Linked DNA regions of Mus musculus: region 1 is linked to region 2. A link is a loop called in an ENCODE intact Hi-C map of the cell type or tissue named here. Cell type or tissue: left cerebral cortex. All regions are shown on one strand. Each heading gives the region's core, and the rest is flanking DNA. Links, peaks and the distances in the headings are about the cores only. Region 1 overlaps Dst (dystonin). Region 2 overlaps Dst (dystonin).

What was found. A loop is a pair of places that touch in the nucleus more often than their neighbours do. Peaks named below come from ENCODE experiments on the same cell type or tissue, not always from the same donor. Only the 100,000 strongest peaks of a DNase experiment are listed, where the experiment ranks them.
Region 1: it touches region 2 in a loop (8-fold over the local background); 17 of 42 quality-filtered maps call a loop at or near these places.

The regions. Positions count from the first base shown.
Region 1 is chr1:34,163,031-34,167,423 of GRCm38, reverse strand. Dst (dystonin) reads right to left here. Exons shown (of 103, transcript NM_001276764.1): 17 at 3,953-4,393; 18 at 3,670-3,798; 19 at 3,450-3,527; 20 at 3,187-3,348; 21 at 2,993-3,097; 22 at 2,271-2,366; 23 at 1,119-1,244; 24 at 333-482; 25 at 1-148. Gm26788 (predicted gene, 26788) reads left to right here. Exons shown (of 3, transcript NR_165804.1): 3 at 329-1,579. Among named protein-coding and RNA genes, the nearest start is that of Gm26788, 13 kb to the left of the region's middle. In left cerebral cortex, for the core only: a CTCF peak has its summit at 2,577 (motif pointing right); a DNase peak (open chromatin) is centred at 2,588; H3K27ac peaks cover 685 bases.
Region 2 is chr1:34,058,862-34,063,254 of GRCm38, reverse strand. All of the region lies in intron 4 of Dst (dystonin), which reads right to left. Among named protein-coding and RNA genes, the nearest start is that of Mir6896, 56 kb to the left of the region's middle. In left cerebral cortex, for the core only: a CTCF peak has its summit at 1,951; DNase peaks (open chromatin) are centred at 1,942, 2,638 and 3,901; H3K4me3 peaks cover 304 bases; H3K27ac peaks cover 564 bases.

The DNA of each region.
Region 1 (4,393 bases), core at 272-4,271, 100 kb before region 2:
CAAAGTCAACTGCTTCTTTGTTTGGTGGGGGAACAGTAAAGCACACAGACGGGACCATGGCCTCGTTCCCAGTAGGACTGATGACCTTCCATTTAGCTCGATGAGAGTTGTTTGCCAAGACACACTCATCGTCTTTGTAAATGGTTATCTGGTTTTAAATGGAAGAAAGGAAAGCTGAGGTCACCATCAATTCATCTTCCTCCACACTCGATCTTTAGAATTATTATATATATAATAATATATATATATCTTATGAGACAGAGAAATGCCTTCTGGCTAGAAAGCGTTATGACGTCATTTAATATCCAGTCTGCTTTGAGAATTACAGGTACCTCAATCTGTCTGTAGTCGCAGATGGCTTTGATGGGGATGGACGTCTTGAGTGGGTTGTCAGGATTCCTCGGCTTCAGCTGCACCACTGTCTTCGCTCGCCCCATCAGCCCTGCCACCACACTCCGGTACTGCAGGAGCTCCTCCTTTTCCTCCTAGGTAGCAAACACGGCGGGACTTGAAAATTAATGATTCAAACTTCCCATCCCACAGGGCCTCACACAAACCATCATCACTGAAGAATGCCCTGACTACTGGGGACACCTTCCACATCTCCCATCCCTCTTGAAGCCCTCTTCCTTCCTTTTTTCTGGTTATTTTGTTTCCGTTACTACTATGTACCAGTCTATGGTTATTTTGTTTCCTTGTTGCTGTTACTACTATGTACCAGTCTATGGTGTTGTTTCCCTTGTGTTACTACTATGTACCAGTCTACGGTTATTTTGTTTCCTTGTTGCTGTTACTACAATGTAACAGTCTACAAGCATTTTGTTTATTTAATGTATGACTGTGTTGCTACCCTTTAATATCTAGGCACCACAAGACAGGGTGATTCCTGCTTGCTTTGTCCATTGTTATATCTCCAGAAATGAAAACTGACCACACACATCACTGCTAAAGCAGTTTAAACATCATCAAAAACTACCCAAGCCAAAGTCTCAGTTGAATGAGTCAGCTGTGTGTCTGAAGTACAAATCTGTATGTAACATAGAACATAGAAACATAGAACAAAACACTAATCTACCCTGTTGTTTGTATGACAAAGCCCAGAGTTTCTGCATCCTTACCATGGACTCCTGGACAAGGTCTTCCAGTTTGTGAATGCTGCTGGACCTGTCACAGCTGTACTTGCGCTGGATGGCATCTTTCAGATTCCTTAGGTAATCAGTGGCTTCTTTGGCATCATTGAAAAACTAAAGAGAGAAAACTTGGCAGCTGTGGTACACTCAATGCCAGTAAAGCGCAGAGCTGTCAAATCTGGTGCCAGGCCCTCTGTGCGCCGCTGACAAGCCAGGACAGAACCAAAGCACAAAGCAACAACAGCAACATCCTTTCTGAAGCTCAAACTAATCTTTAACTTGGGTGGCTACAGATGAATATTAATTATGCAAAATGTACATGTATATTATGCATTATGTTTGGGCTTTATATTATTTTGATCAAAAGTCTGTTTTCCTTTAGGGTTCAATCAATCTTTTAAGTAGGGGTGGAATTTCATACAATATATTAAAATTTCTAAAGGAAAAAATGAAGTCTTTATGTGGTTGACTCTATAGTATATATTTTTCCTTAATATTGAACAAATTTTTAGAGTGATCTTTTTTGTGCAGTATTTGTGTGTGTGCAAATCAGAGGTCAACAACTGGAGGCTTCTTCATTTCTCTCCACCCTGTTTCTTTGAGATAGGCTCTCTCACTGAGCCTATATAATAATTATTATTATCCATTATTATAAAATAATAATAATTTTTATTATTATACTTCTATCCATATTATATTTCTATTTATCATATATAATACATTATACTATATTATATATGTATATTACAAATATATAAACATATTATATTGATTAATTATATTAATAAGTATTATCAAATAACAAGTATAACTAATTATTAATAAATGTCTCATTATTTGTCTAGGCTGGCTGGCCAGCAAGTCTCAGGATCTTCCACTCACTTTATTTTTTCATAAGTATAGTTTCTGGGAAATGAACTCAGTGCAAACACTTTGCCAACTAAAGCCATCATCCAGCCATAGGATTTCTTCCTTAAAGGCCAGAGTTTCCCCTCTAGGATGAGACAGCAGCACTTAGGTCCTGAAAAGAACGTACTGGCTTACTCCCCGTGTGCTCTGCACATTGTTTCTTTGTGGTAGTTCTGCACCTCGGCCCAAACAGCAATGCTGTGTGTTCACGCTGTGACTCTACCGACGTACCTCGAAATAGGCAGAGTTCTCCTGAATGTGCTGCTCCACGCACTGGCACAGCTGTAGGATCCAGCTCCACTGTGTCTGCATGGCCGCTCTGTACGCCTGAGGGAGGAGACACAGTGAAAGCTGGGCAGATCATTGGAATTATTACATTTAATATATAATAATATTTAAAACACTCATCTATTTGAGGGCTTCTTATTTAATGCAGCGTATTTATCTTTCATAAAGAAAAAATACTGTAGAAAGCACATCTAATTCATGAATTGTGAAACCTGTTTATGTAGAAGGTGCAATTCCTGGCCTCCCAGGAGGGGGCGCTCTGTGTGCATTAAGGATGTCTAAAGCCTGATCTAGCGAATGTCACACTGCTCCTGTCCTGTGGTCAGGCACGTGTTCCTACAGATGTACACTTAGCTGCCTCTGGGGATCTAGCAACACATAATATTATTTGCTCCCTCAAACTAAGCTACATTTCTGCTTGTTACACATGGTAAGTACACAGAACACCATCAGATGAATTTACCCACAAGGAGCTCCATGGGTCCTAAAAATAACCTGCTACCTTTATCCTAAGAGATGGTGAAGAGAAGATCAGCATGACTTGTTGGGACAGTTATTTTCGAGCCACACTGTAGTAAGCACTCAGAAGTGTTTTGTTTTGTTTTGAACTAGCGGGCAAGGTTTATGGTTGCTGATGCATCAGCCCACGCCTCGACCTTTCTTACCTCGATGGTCAAGCGGGCTGGGTGGTTTTCCAGAAGCAGCTGCTCTGCGATCTCCTGAACAGCTTTAATGCTCTCCTCCTTCTGCTCCAGCTCCCGCATCAGCTCCTAGCGAGGAAGCATCAGGAAGCGTATCAGAAATACGGCAAGCTCTTCAGGTCCAGCGCTGGCACCTGAGCCAAGCGCAGCCGACTCACCGCGTGGTAGCTTTTCTTCCGGGCGACACTGCTGTTTCTCTCACTCCAATCATAAGCAACTTCCGACTCCTCCTTTTCATTCAACCAGATAAGCTCGTTAGTTGCGCGGGTTACAAAGTTGTGGAGTGTATCGAGATGTCGCTCCTGATTTCTGGATGTATTCTTTTTAAGGAAAACCCATTGTAAGAGTCAGATCCTTTCGCAACAGGCATAAAACAGAACACTTAAAGCAAACAAATTAAAAAGAAAAAGAAAATACTTACCAAGAGTTTAGCGTACTGACTCTCTAATCTGTGCAACTTATCTGTGTAAGAGAGTTTCAGAGGCGCTGTCATCTGAATCTAAAATATGGAAGCAAAGGCATGGGGAGTTAGGGACGCTAAGTTCTGACTAATACTAATTACTGAGTTACAGGGTCTTTAAGTAAAAAGAAAATAGTATCAAAATACAATAAAATATTTAAAAGCACAAAAATTCATATACCTCACTAATTTTAGCTTCCTTAAGGCTGGATTCAAATTCTTCAATGGCTCGGTGAACATTTTTATGGTTTTCTAAATGGCTTTCAACACTTGGCAAATCTGAGCCCCATTCAGTGCGGTCCAGCTGCACCTAAAAGAGTAAAATAATGATTTACAGAAGAAGGAGGAGGAGGAAGAGGAGAAGGAAGAGGAAAAGGAAGAAAAGGAGGAGGAGGAGAAGAAAGAAGAAGAAAGTAGTAGTTGTTGTTTCAAGAATAAGACTGGACAACTGAGATAAACATTACCTGCATCTCATCAACCCAGTTCAAGAGATCTTGAACAAATTTCATATTGACTTCCTCTTCTGTCAAGTTCTGATCCAGCAAAGACGACTTGAGAAGGGGCTTTCGGATCTGCATTAGCTTCAGAGTCTGTAATGAATTTGGCTCTACCCCTAAACTGAAGTTTGGAGCTACAACTGAAGGGAACCCAGGTGCATACACCGGAGTAACTGATGGTGTCAGGCGGGAAGTCATCCCGGACGACAAGCCAGAAGTCACGCTAGAAGACGTCAAGGAAGGGGTTAAACTCTGGGTTAGCCCTGAGTTCAGGCTGGGGTGTAAGGTTTGTGCAAATCCTGAGTTTAAGCTTTGAGTGATTCCTGATATCATGAGCTTGGTCTGTTCCGTGGTCAGCATGCGTCCTTTGCTGTACACCGAAGAACATTCGTTCCTTAAGGCCATAAT
Region 2 (4,393 bases), core at 258-4,257:
GTAGGCTCCATTGTGTTGCTTTAGGGTCAGTTGGGCTCAGAAAAATGTCTTTCCTTGTAAAAGTCTGTTTAAGGATTTCTGTAAAGAATTCCTTGCTCCCTTCCCACGCCACAGTTTCTGAGCTGTTCAATACAAACAGAGCACAGCCTTTTGTTGGACACAGACAGAGACAGACATCAGACAGCATACAGACAGGCACAGGCACACAGAACACGCAGACAACAGACAGTCCAGTAAACACAAGCTACAGACAAAGATACAGAGAGGTGACGAATGTATTCTCGCTCTTTAATGTATTTCTCGATGCAAGCTAACAAAGTTTACTGTCAACAAAAAAGAAGCCAGGTGATGCGGCTCATGAGTGCCATCCCAGCAACGTGAGAAGCCGAGTGAGAAGGCATAGTGGGGGTTTCTCAGTTCTGGTGAATATTAAAACCTGCTACACGACCTCTGAAATGCCAGGTGCCTGGAGCTCCCTTTGACAACTCAGACCAAGGGTTAATCTGTCTTCATGAGCTGACCACTCAGGTCACCATTGCTTTTGAATGATCATGCACAGAAACTGACTGGTAAGTCTGGCCTTTGCTTTTGGCCAAAACCTCGTAAGTTACTTGCTTGCCTTCCCCAAGCTCAGAGAACAACAAAGCAAAGGTGAATTTCACGGGCAGCTCTCCCAGATCCCAGATCCCAGATCCCAGATCCCAGATCCCAGATCCCAGCAGGTGCTGGTCCCTACCCCGTGAACACAGTCCGTGGAGGCTGAAGGCCAGGACGCTGTAAGCGTTTCTGCCACTCTGATGACTATATATTTCCTTAAAACTAAAACTCCTTCCTCCACCTCTCCTTCTACTCCTCTATCTATCTATTTATCTATTTATCTATTTAGATAGATAGATAGATAGATAGATAGATAGATAGGTTTTTTGTTTGTTTCTTTCCTAGTTGCTATGTGATTACACAAGGTTTTCCCCTGACCTTGTTCTCATTATATACTTTCTAAGATTAGGGGTTTTTTAATGTGAGACTTCTCTGTCCTAGGAGTTCTACTGAATTCATTCAATAAAACAACGAGCACATATTTTAACAGCTACTGTGAATGGAACCATGAACAACACAGAGACAGACCTGGAAGAAGGAGGTTTCTAGTGTTTATCTTGGGGACTTGCTGTTCATAGTGAGGTTGCACATTCCAAAGTCCATTACATATTACCAAATGTCCACAGACACATAAATAAGTGCAAGCTCCAGATTGTGTGGGAAATACAATAACTGGCATTTCAAAGCCCTTCTGTCTGCCTTGATCCAGCCCAACATTTCCTAGGTATATTTTTTTCTTTCATGAATGAATCAAGGCAGGGTGGGAGAGAGAACAGGAAGGGGAGGGAGGCATGCATATCTGACTGAATGGGGAGAGGGAAAAAGCTCAAAGCTTTTGTAAATAAATGGCCATTTCCATCAAGGAATGGTGGTCTGGCCTCACAAGGAACTCACCTCATCACCTACATTTCCTACGGCTGAATAAATGTGTTTAAGGTATAGTATGTGGTTACCTAAGGCTCAGAGTGGCTTTTGTTAGCTAGCTTGGAAGAGTGTCCGCTAATAAAACAACACTACAAACAGATTAATATACAACTCAGCACAGCAGTAATTATAGTCCAGTTATTACTACAGAATAAGAAGAATTAAGTTTCCCAGAAGGGGGGGGGGGACCTACATGTTCCTGAGCACCCTTCTTTTATAGGCAAAACCTTCTGTAGACAGACAGCACACACACACACACACACACACACACACACACACACACACACACACACACACACACACACACACACACACCTTTAAGGCAGAAGCTGTCTGACTGTTGGGAGATGTCCTCCACCTGCTCAGGTCTCAGTCAGTTTCACTACCCAGTGTTTCTATGCTCCCAAGTGGCTGAAGGGAGAACTGCAAGTCAGTTACCACAAGCCCTGCCGGAGCACCTCCTCCAAGAGGTCCCCTGGACAACCCTTCAGCACAAATACCATTTGTTAGTGTGTCTGGCAGGTGCCCTTTGGTTCCATTTCCTTTAATTACTCTCAGTATTCTGGTTAGTCTGGTCCCCATCACACACCGTTGGACTCCTCGTATGTGCATTATATTGGCAAAATGTCACGTGCTTGTGTAAGCCTCTTAAAAGTGAACCTGGGAGTAAGGAGTCCCTCCCGACCTCCAAAATCCCTGTCAATAGAAAGCTCTTAGAGGGTCCCTAACTCTGTAACTAGAAAGAAACACAGCTAAGGGTGTTAAAAACTTAGACCCTTAAAAACAGCCAAAATGTAACCATTCCCAGCAGAGGTTACTATTGTTTATCCCATAATATAATAACACCTGCAGTCAGAACAAGAAGGGGGTGGGGAGTTCATTTGCGGGAATCTCTTCAGTAGGCAGTCTGGCTGACCACAACTTCCCTAGTGAGTTTACTGATGGATGATGCTAAGTGCCCAGTCTGATGTTATCTCTCTGCTGCTCTTACTGGGACACTCACTGGAGGGCACGCCCAGCGCTCACTGCCCCAGGGAGGCTTCCCAGGGGAATCTCTTGCTGAGTGTTTTGAGTGCATGCTTTGGCAGTGTTCTGCAGTCAGCTACCCCCGTTTATTCTTTTACTTACATAATAAACTCTCATTCAAAACCGAAGCTATTGCAGATCATTCTCCAGACTAAGCAAAACAACGTCCTATGTTCCCATGGCAACAGCAGCCTGCCCTCCCAGGCTGCAGGGTCAGTTCTCAGCTGAGGAGTCCAGCAAATAGACCACGCTCAGAACAATTAACAGCAATGGCCCTGTTTTATGTTTTTATCTTTGCATTCCCAGCAATGACCATGCTACCAAGCAGAGAGAGGACATGCAGAGGTTTCTGGGGAAAGGAAGACGAAAAGAAGAGGAAAGACAATAGGGAGAAGGACTGAAAAGAAAAAAAGAAAAAAAAAACCACTAACTTCATAATCAGAACACTGGTCCATGACCATCTATACCTAAGTAGCTACATCAGCAGAGGTCTTCAGAAGGCCCACTTCTTACTATAAGAGAAAGGCTTCTAAACTTTATATGCCCCAGTACAGGGGAATACCAGGGCCAAAAAGGGGGAGTGGGTGGGCAGGGGAGTGGGGGTGGGTGGATATGGGGGACTTTTGGTATAGCATTGGAAATGTAAATGAGTTAAATACCTAATAAAAAATGGAAAAAAAAAAAAAGAGAAAGGCTTCTAACTTTAAACATTTAACTGTTCACAGGACCATCTGTCATGCTTATAAAAAAGGCCCTGCCTGTTCTGGCTAGACTTATATCAACTTGACATAAGCTATGAGGTAGCGTCCAGACTCAGCTGACCTTCACTGGAGAGGAAGGAACTTCCCATAAGAAAATGCCTCTCTAAGATTGGGCTAGCCTGTAGAACTCTGTTTAATTAGTGATTGATGTGGGAGAGGCCAGCCCATTATGGGTGCTGACATCCCTGGGCCTTGGGTCCTGTAAGCAAGCAGGATGAGCAAGCCATTCATTGGTGAACAAGGCAGTAAGCAGCACCCCTCCATGGTCTCTGCATGAGTTCCTGCCTACAGGTTCCTGTGCTGTTTGAGTTCCTGTCCTGACTTCCTTCAGGGGTAGACTACAATGTGGGAGTGCAAGCCAAATAAACTCCTTCCTCTGCAGTTTCTTTTGGGTCACAGTGATAGAAACCCTGAGACAGGCCCTATAGGAAATGCTGTCTTTGATGGGATTTTCAACCCTGAGTCTCCTGCCTCCTTCCTTTTCTCTTCGGGCGTTTCCTCCTCGATTCCCGGTATTATCCAGAATCGCTGGACTCTAAAGCTCCTGAGCCTCCACCTCCTGCGGAGCCTGACTGCAGACTCGTGCCACCACACCCAGCTCCCACCGATTCCGTGCTTTAGAGTAGGCTAGAGTTCCGACATACGTGGGCTCTAAGAGCTCATAACAAGAAACCGCCACTGCTTTCTTCAAACCTACACTGGAGAAGATAAAAGTCACTGCAGGAGAAAGCTAAGCCTGGACACTACCTTCAACAGAAAGACACCAGAACAGGTGCCACAAAGATGTAAGCACGTGCAACCTATGGACCATAAGCCACACACTTCCCAGGATAGCTGCGAACATACAGATAAGAAATTAAAACGCTGGACAACCCTGTGAGAAGAAAAAACAATCCCCAGGTTGGGTGTACAAACATGGTCAGTTCTGAATCCTGAGGGCGATGTAATAAAAGCCAGGCAGAAGGCAGGCGCTGACTCCTACCTATCACGTATCCCAAGCCTTCTAAAGTTTGTCTTTCATCAAACATGGACAGACTTTCTATGTGACTGTCACAGGCCAGACTCTGTGGGAAAACTCCAATTCC